2 separate regions of the Homo sapiens genome follow, and region 2 is linked to region 1. A link is a loop called in an ENCODE intact Hi-C map of the cell type or tissue named here. Cell type or tissue: Caco-2. All regions are shown on one strand. Links, peaks and the distances in the headings refer to the core of each region. The heading gives the core; the rest is flanking DNA.

What was found. A loop is a pair of places that touch in the nucleus more often than their neighbours do. Peaks named below come from ENCODE experiments on the same cell type or tissue, not always from the same donor. Only the 100,000 strongest peaks of a DNase experiment are listed, where the experiment ranks them.
Region 2: a loop joins it to region 1, with 4 times the contacts of the local background. A loop is called at or near these places in 3 of 110 quality-filtered maps.

What each region holds. Positions count from the first base shown.
Region 1 is chr4:151,113,862-151,121,112 of GRCh38, reverse strand. It overlaps SH3D19 (SH3 domain containing 19), which reads left to right. Exons shown (of 20, transcript NM_001378122.1): 20 at 1-832. Among named protein-coding and RNA genes, the nearest start is that of SH3D19-AS1, 6.7 kb to the left of the region's middle. In Caco-2, for the core only: a CTCF peak has its summit at 3,570 (motif pointing left); a DNase peak (open chromatin) is centred at 3,552.
Region 2 is chr4:151,643,763-151,646,262 of GRCh38, reverse strand. The region is part of intron 9 of FHIP1A (FHF complex subunit HOOK interacting protein 1A); the gene reads right to left. Among named protein-coding and RNA genes, the nearest start is that of GATB, 120 kb to the left of the region's middle. RefSeq lists an enhancer at 1-124. In Caco-2, for the core only: a CTCF peak has its summit at 1,427 (motif pointing right); a DNase peak (open chromatin) is centred at 1,462.

The sequences.
Region 1 (7,251 bases), core at 2,127-4,626:
TAATCAGAATGAAAAATAATTTAAGAGGACAGAAGACTGGTACTTTTTTGTTTTATTTTTTCTCTAGCTTATCCCTGCACAATTATTAGAGTGAATGAAAAACCACTTTCCTGCTTTCCATTGTTATAAATTCTAAGCTTAAGATAAAAGTGGTTCTTTACATGACTGAATCAATTACAATTTATGGGCTAGAGCCAAATAGGTTGAAGACAATCATCCAAACAGATCAATGGAATAGAATTTCATTGGAAATGTAAAACACTTTCCCAACAATGGTCATGACTTTCTTCTGTTTTTGAGAAGAGTTTCATATGCTGGACCACATTTTAGCTTTTATTGTTTTTTTTTTCCCATTGTCCAAAAAGTTAAGCAACAAGTGGCCACACTTTTACGTGACTACAACCTGGAGTTCTGCAAAGAAGGTAATATTTACTTGGTCTTTGACTAAAGTTATCTCCCCATTCTATGGTTACATTTTATTTTGGACTATGGGGACTTCTAATACGTTTTGGTAAAGAAGAGAGTATAAAGAAAATTCTTGTCAAATTTCACTCAAAAGTAATTTCATGAGAAATCAATGATTTAAAGCATTATCCAAATTAAATTATCATTTGCAGCAAACTGTACAACAGCAGGAAGGATATGGAATGGAACATGAGGTATATATCTTTGCCTTTATAATTTTAACATCTTATATTGAAGATTCTGAAAACCTATCTTTATTAGAGGAAAATCTCAATCTTCAGTTTTGGCCTTCTGTCAGCAGAATGATAAGTGCAATAGTTGTAAATCTACTTGACACTGTAATAAACTGAACTGAACTTTCAAAGTCCCTTTCTCATACTAGACTGAGTTTTTTGAGAATGGAGGTGGTATCTTTTTTTTTTTTTTTTTTGAGACAGGATTTAATTCCCTTTGACCAGGCTGGAGTGCAATGCAATGTTGGCTCACTGCAGCCTCTGCCTCCTGGGCTCAAGTGATTCTCCTGCCACAGCCTCCTGAGTAGCTGGGACTACAGGCGCACACCACCGTGCCCAGCTAATTTCTGGTATTTTTTTTTCTTTTTGTAGAGACAGGGTTTCGCCATGTTGCCCAGGCTGGTTTCAAACACCTGGGCTCAAGCAGTCTGCCTGCCTCAGCCTCCCAAAGTGCTGGTATTACTGCACCTGGCCTGTGGTACCTTATTTATCTTTGTATCTCTAGTCCTTTGCACCATTCAGCCTCAATAAAGGTTGGTTGGTGGGTTGGGTGAGTTGGTTGGTTGGAATGGATGGATGGATGGATGAATGACTTTCACATACAGCAATACCATCTTGGATTCACTCAATATCTTTCCTCTTTAATTTTTGACATAAATCTATACTAAAAATTCACAGTTTTATGTCATTTCACTCTCATGTTCTATGTTGTGCTTGCCACTTATTACCTACTCAACTGACAGGAAGCAAAAAGGTAACATATGGGCTCTCGTAGATACTTTCTTTTTTTTTTTTTTTTTTTTGAGATGGAGTCTCCCTCTATCGCCCAGGCTGGAGTGCGGAGGCACGATCTTGGCTCACTGCAAGCTCCACCTCCAGGGTTCACGCCATTCTCCTGCCGCAGCCTCCTGAGTAGCTGGGACTACAAGCGCCCACCACCACGCCCGGCTAATTTTTTGTATTTTTAGTAGAGACGGGACTTCATCGTGTTAGCCAGGATGGTCTCGATCTTTTGACCTCGTGATCCACCCACCTCGGCCTCCCAAAGTGCTGGGATTACAGGCGTGAGCCACCGAGCCCGGCCTCATAGGTACTTTCTTATTCTGTATATTGATTGAATTCAAGGCAAGACTGAGCATGTTTAAGGAGAAACATAATTTTTATACTCAGTGAATTTTATGGGAGAGAAATAGGAACACATTCTGTTTCCTTTCAGGAATTTTAGGTTAAAATCTGATCTTGTTCATCTAAACCTCCTCAAACTAGAATCTCTTAATCCTTTTTCTTTGATAAATTAAACCTAGAGGGCTGGGCGCGGTGGCTCACGACTGTAATCCCAGCACTTTGGGAGGCCGAGGCAGGCGGATCACGAGGTCAGGAGATCGAGACCATCCTGGCTGACACGGTGAAACCCTGTCTCTACTAAAAATACAAAAAATTAGCCGGGCGTGGTGGCGGGCACCTGTAGTCCCAGCTACTCGGGAGGCTGAGGCAGGAGAATGGTGTGAAGCCAGGAGGCGGAGCTTGCAGTGAACCGAGATCGCGCCACTGCACTCCAGCCTAAGCGACAGAGTGAGACTCCGTCTCAAAAACAAAAAAAAACCTAGAGAAGCCTTTCCAAGCAAGGCGACTCAGTTGAAAAAAAACCTAGAGAAGCCATTTAATATATTATTCTTATCCTTTGAACACTAAAAGCGTTTTTCTTTAAAAGATGCCCTTGTTTACATGGCTAGAAGGGTAATGGAATATATCTGTCATTGTGCTCATATAAATCACAGGTCTTGAATTCAGTCTGTAATATTCAAAATGAAAGAAAGTGCGTTTATCAGAATTTATTAGTAGAACTTGCATTTGAAAAAAAAATTTTTCTATAAGATTGTAGATCAATACTCCTAACATTCATTTCTTAGTTTTTACTCAGTTTCTTAAGCTTACCTAAATATACCTAGAGAAAATAATGATGACTGTATGGACTAATAATTATAAGGCGATATATTCACTTTGGTATAATCATTAATGGTTTATTTCTTTTAATTAATGTCAAATGCACATGAGCCATATGATTCATGATTCAATGTCATTTTGAATGCCATTGAATGAATTCTTCACAGTGAATTTATTATTTTATTTTATTGTATTGTATTTTAGAGACAGGGTCTCACTTTGTTGCCCAGGTTGGAGTGCAATGGCATGATCTTGGCTCACTGCAGCCTTAGACTCTTGGCCTCAAGTGTTCCTCCCACCTCAGCCTCCCGAGTAACTGGGACTACAGGCATGTGCCACCATATTTGGCTAATTTATTATTTTTTTCATTTTATTTTTTGAGGTGGAGTCTTGCTCTGTTGCCCAGGCTGGAGTGCAATGGCACAATCTGGGCTCACTGCAGCCTCTGCCTCTCAGGTTCAAGTGATTCCCCTGCCTCAGCCTCCTGAGTAGCTAGGATTACGGGCACGCACCACTGTGCCCCGCTAATTTTTTTGTATTTTTAGTAGGGACCAGGTTTCATCATGTTGGCCAGACAGGTCTTGAACTCCTGACCTCAAGTGATCCATCCGCCTCGGCCTCTGAAAGTGCTGGGATTACAGGCGTGAGCCCCGGCATCCAGCCTAATTTTTTATTTTTTGTAAAGACGGGGTTTCACCATGTTACCCAGGCTGGTGTTGAACTCCTGAGCTCAAGCAGTCTTCTCGCCTCGGCCTCTCAAAGTGCTGGGTTTGCAGGCGTGAGCCACCTTGTCCAGCCAACTGAATTTTTTTCAGAACTAACGTGAAGTCATTTTCTAACTTGTGCCTTTTTACTTCACTGTAATTAAAGAAGGAAAAAAAATAGAAAGCCTGACTCAGAACAACACTACCATCTAGGGGCCGCTCTCTTAATTGCGAGCTCATCCTGTTATACCACAGAAGAGAGCCCTTGGAGACCAGAGTTCAACTTGCAGAGGTTAAATGATTTGCCTAAAGTCACAGTTACTTGCAGAGCCTAAAGTAAAACCTATCTCTGCGGATTTCCAATCCAGTTCTTTTTCCGTTTATTATGGCAAAGTGATAACATTTTTTTTAGCAGTTAAACAAGAAGAATTGATCCGTTTCATTGGCCTGTAGTGGTTGTAGCCTCTAATACTTAACGATTAGAAAGAATTACACAGTATGTATTAAAGCCTTGAAGTTTTATCCTTCAGGAAGAAAAGTCCTGTCAGCTTCTTGGTTTTATGTGGACAATTTATATTGATGTTACCTAGAAACTGAAACATGAATGGATCCACTAATGTGGATTCCTTTTTCTCTTTAATAGAAAATATTCAAAAATTTAGAACATCAGATCTTGTACAGCTGTATCTTGTAGGGCTGTGCCCTTGGCAACAGTAGAGCAATCATAAATCTAGATTTTCATTAAAATATAACACAAAACACTGTTATTAGTATTTTGGAGTATAATAGATTAACCAAAGCACTGTTAAGCTGATAGATTTATATTTCAGAGTCTGAGACATATTCTGATTTTTTTAAAGGAATTCTAATTATATGTATACCATGGATTATTTATCTTCAAGTACTGTAAATTAGGCAATAATTAAATGAAATATTTGGTTGTCTATGTTTCACAAAAATTAACTAACAATACCAAAATATTGGCCTCTGGCTGAGCACTATGACTCACGCCTGTAATCTCAGCACTTTGGGAGGCCAAGGCGGGTGGATAACCTGAGGTCAGGAGTTCAAAACCAGCCTGGCCAACATGGTGAAACCCTGTCTCTACTAAAAATACAAAAATTAGCCAGGCTATGGTGGCGTGGGCCTGTAATCCCAGCTACTGGGTGAGGCAGGAGAATTGCGCAAACCTGGGAAATGGAGGTTGCAGTGAGCTGAGATTATGCCACTGCACTGCAGTCTGGGCAACAGAGAGTGACACCATCTCAAAAAAAAAATGTGTGTGTGTGTATATATACATATATGTATATATGTGTATGTGTATATGTATGTGTGTATACATGTATGTGTGTATGAATGTATACGCATATGTATATGTGTGTACACGTGTGTATATATACATATGTATGTGTATGCATAGTATATACATACATGTGTATATATACATATGTATGTATATGCATAGTGTATACATACATATGTATGTATATGCAGTGTATACATACATATGTATACATACGTATGTGTATATGTATATATACGTATACATGTATACATGCATGCATTTATACATATGTATGCACATATATACATATACACATATGTGTATACACATACACACACTTTAAATATATACATACATATACACATACGTATGTATGCGTGTATGTATATACATATACACATACATATATACATATACGTATACACAAATGTATATGTGGTAATATACACATATATACTTACATATACATGCACATATACACATATATATACATACACATATATACGTGTATATACATATATGTATCAAAAAAATAATAATAGGGCCGGGATGGATGTTATACACTTCTAGGAGCTGACACCTGCAATAATTTTTCTGCCTTGACTTCTTTTTTTTTTTTTTTTTCTGAGACGTAGTTTTGCCCTTGCTGCCCAGGCTGGAGTCCAATGGTGCGATCTTGGCTCACTGCAACCTCTGCCCCCAGGTTCCAGCAATTCTCGTGCCTCAGCCTCCGAAGTAGCTAGGATTAGAGGTGCCCGCCACCACGCTTTGCTAGTTTTTTGTATCTGTATTTTTATTTTTGAGATGGAGTTTCGCTCGTCAACCCAGGCTGGAGTGCAATGGTGTGATTTTGGCTCACCGCAACCTCTGCCTCCTGGGTTGAAGCAATTCTCCTGCCTCAGCCTCCCAAGTAGCTGGGATTACAGGTGCCCACCACCATGCCCAGCTAATTTTTATATTTTTAGTAAAGACAGGATTTCACCATGTTGGTCAGGCTGGTCTCAAACTCATGACCTCAGGTGATCCACCCGCCTTGGCCTCCCAAAGTGCTGGGATTATAGGCATGAGCCACCGTGCCCAGCCAATTTTTTGTATTTTTAGTAGACATGGAGTTTCGCCACTTTGGCCAGGCTGGTCTTGAACTCCTGTCCTCAGGTGATCCACCCGCCTCACCCTCCCAAAGTACTGGGATTACAGGTGTGAGCCACCGCACCCAGCCCTACTTTGACTTCTTAAATGATCTTAGCAAATGGAAACTCATTACCCTTCATAGCTGTCACACTTGCATTGCCTATCACAGCGTTACGTCAGAGAATTAATGACTCATTAAATTGGTATGACTGGATATTTAAAGATACTAAAGATTATTACTGAAATTTGGAGCTGTGTTAATAGGATTTTGGTTACATTTCTTTTTAAGAAATCATTTCAGAGATACATGATGAAATATTTACATTTGATAAGTTAAATTTGCTTCAAATAATTGAGGAGGAGAAATTGTCAGGAACTGTGCAGTGTTTGACATTTTACCCAACTTGTAAGCTAAACATTTAGCCTGGCATGGTTTCATGGATGTTAGCAGAAGACATGAGACTTCTGGGACAGGAGCAAAACACTTCATGATAGCAAAAGTGAGAACCAGAGTTTCGTGTTCTTATGTGTCAGTTTCCCATACCCCACCAAATCCCGAGGAGGTGATGCAAAGGGCCCATTATACAGTGAGTTGTGTGACAGGAGAGGAACACTGAGATCCACCACTTTTATAGCAAATGGAAGCAAGCTTGCTTTTTTTCCTGGGGGAGACGTTACCTCATCCTTCAAGGTTGCTCACAAGGGTGCAAACACAGCCCTGAGAAGTGGCCAGGGTAAAGAACAGTCAAGGGATTGTATTCTTGGCATACTCAGCAAGAATGTGCAGAGACACTTAGGGTATACAGCACATTGCCTCTGTCACTATTCACTCCTCAGCCTGACACATTCTTGGCCAAACTTAAATTTTTACACAAGTGTGCTACTCTGACAACCACTTCGATTAAGCTAACCAACAGAAGCCAGAACCAAATCCACTCAGTTTGTCTCACATGACGTTTAATTAAGTCTATTATCAAGACTCAAAGCAGCAGATGAAGCCAACCTGCAGTATTGATCTCAGTCTTACTCTCCAGGGTCCCAGACAGCTTACTGTGAATAATCTCAGGGAGTACCAGTAGGTCTGATTTTAGGCAGCCATGAGGTATTCTAGGGCCAGGGTATTTTATTCATTAAGACCTGTACAGAGTTTAAACTGATCTGTTAATCTCTGGTGTCGCTGCAATAATTAGACAATTGATGGGCCAGAAAGCGACCTCTGTCCTTAATGGGGAGACATCTCATGACCCATTTTTCTCCTACCCATTTTTCCCCTATATACCAAAATATAACCCCAAAGGACACAAGTCACTTTGGTTCAGGACTCGTTGCTAAACCTGATTTGTATCATCACATTGGTTAAGTCACAGGGGCAGTGTCACCAAATAGCTGCAGCTTCGGTTGCCATATACGGTATTACCCAAGACCACTCAGGCGTCAAAAGCATATGATCAGTCAGATTGAATCAAGGTTGTGTTGGTCCTGATGTCTG
Region 2 (2,500 bases), core at 1-2,500, 530 kb before region 1:
TGGCCTGTGCTTTCCCCTTTTCTCTGCCTGACCAATGCCTTTCATTCTACAAAGTCCAGCTTCAGTGTCACCTTCTCTGAGAGGGAGCTAATCCCTCCCTCCACTATGCTCATGGGCCTCTATTAAGCAATATTATCTTGTATCACAATTACTTCAGTCTACCTCCTGAATATAATGTGCTACCACAGCAAGGAGCTGCTTCAGTCATTTCTCTTATAATCCCAGAAACTCTGGCTCATTGCAGGCACTGAATGGCAGCAGCAAACAACCACTCCATAGTGTAAACCTTTTCTTATGTTCTTACGTGTGGCCAGGAGAAAATATAATGGTAAATGACTCACTGAGGATCACTGGGCCCCATTTCACATAAAACACTTTTGGTTGGTGATCAAAAGCATCTTAGTATCATTTTGAACCTGGGGACAAGAAAACCTGAGCAACCATTTCTGACACACCTGGAGCACATCAGTGGGCTTCATGGCTAGAATAAAGTGTGTTTAAATGACTTACTTTCTTAACAGGGAAAAAAAACATACTGCTTATTTAAACAAAAATGGAGCAAATGGGATAAAGAACTTATAGCCAGAGCCAAGCATCACATATGTGTGCAGGAGCCAATTGCAGATGAGCCTAATCCCTTATGTGAACGATCACAAACTTTCAATCAGCCAGAGTGTTTTTGCTTCTGTATTTGGCATTTGAGAAAGAAGCCGTGCAGAGAAAAACAAGCTAAGATTAAGGTTTTTGTAAAAAAAAGATAAAAAGTACGACTTTCAGGACATGCCTTCAGGCCTGTAAACATTCAACCATCTCCCATACCTCCTGCTGATCCAAATGAGGAAAACCTAAGTTGATATTCCCAACTGATCCACTGCAAGAGCCAGAGTCAGAGAGGAAAGAAAGATTCCATTCTCTGTGTGGTACTTGATGCTGAAGGTTTTAATAATACTTTCCAGGTATGATATAGCAAACTTGCCACTTAACCTTCAGTTTTCAGAAAAAGCAAACCATCTAGGTAAGGCGGTCCTCATCCCCTCCTCCTACTGTCTCCATGGGCAGATATATATTTTGAACCTGCTGTCAGTAAGAACCAGACACACCCTGCAGGTCTGATGTGGTGGCAGCTGTTTTCATAAGCGCAGTTTCATGAAAGTAGAAGGTTACAAGGACAAAAAGGAAAGTATGGAACAGGGGGCAAGACTGTTCTGATTCTTGGCTTAGTTTTGGGGACTTTAGCAATGAGGAAAAATGAATGCTGCAGGCAGAAAATAAAGGAGCTCTTTTCCACAAGGATATCTGTGAGTAGAGATGCTCTGGTAACCAGAAATAACACAGGAGAGAGAAGCATTCTCGCACCTCTGTGTGAACCCACCAGCTGTGAACAAAGCATAGCTGGACCCCAGTGGGCACCCAGAGAAGACAATGCTGCTCTAGCACCACAGGAGGGCGCCAGGGTGCACAGCAGGAACAGGGGCAGCAGGTTGAGGGGTGGGAAGGGAAGGCAGCAGCAACAAAAGGGATCAGAGCAGGAGAGAGGACCATGGCTGATGCTGCTGTGGCAACCGTGGTGGGAGATTTGTTCATGCATATATTTAAGACTCCTTATTTGGGGGTGGGGTACTGTGCCTCATGCCTGCAATCACAGCATTTTGGGAAGCTAAGGCGGGAGGACTGCTTGAGGCCGAGAGTTCAAAACGAGCCTGAGCAACACAGCAAGATCCTGTTTCTATAAAACATAGAAGAGTTAGCCGGGTGTAGTGGTGTGTACTTGTAGTCCCAGCTAGTCGGGAGGCTGAGGTAGGAGGATCACTTGAGCCCAGGACATAGAGGCTGCAGTGTGCTATGACTACACCACTGCACTCCAGCCTGGGGGACAGAGTGAGAGCCTGTCTCTAAAAAACAAAAACAGATAAACAAAAAAGATTTCTCACTTGGTGATCCCTAGAAGTGATAAGTGATACTTTTTGTGTTGGGTGGGGGGTTTGGGGGTTGGGCCCAAGGTTTTCTATGAGGTGGCTGGGGTGAGAGCTGGGAAAATCTGTCCTGTAGCCATTGATGTGAACTCTTCCTATAGGCTGGTGAGGCCTAGAGAAATTCGGATTACACAGGATTTATGGTATCCTTATTTTGGTCATTAATTATTTAAGAAATAAACTGCTTCAATGCTTTTATATACTGCTGGAACAGCAATGACTGCTTACAGCTCAAACTAAGCATATTTCATGATTTAAGTTGATATTCATAGATTTTTATTCTTTGTTTGAAGTATTAAAAATGGAACACTGGATCAAAGCTAATAAAGCTATTTATCAAATATCACCAGTGGGTAGCTTGAAACTATATTAGAATAAAGACTTATTGGGAATTTGCAACTTTACAAACACATGCTTTCAGTAGAAACTAAAAATTTTCTTCTGAATAAATCAAATCAAGGGAGATCCCCTATTGGTTGAAAGAGAGTCTACGAAACTGGAAATGGGGAGTCTATTCAAATGAATAG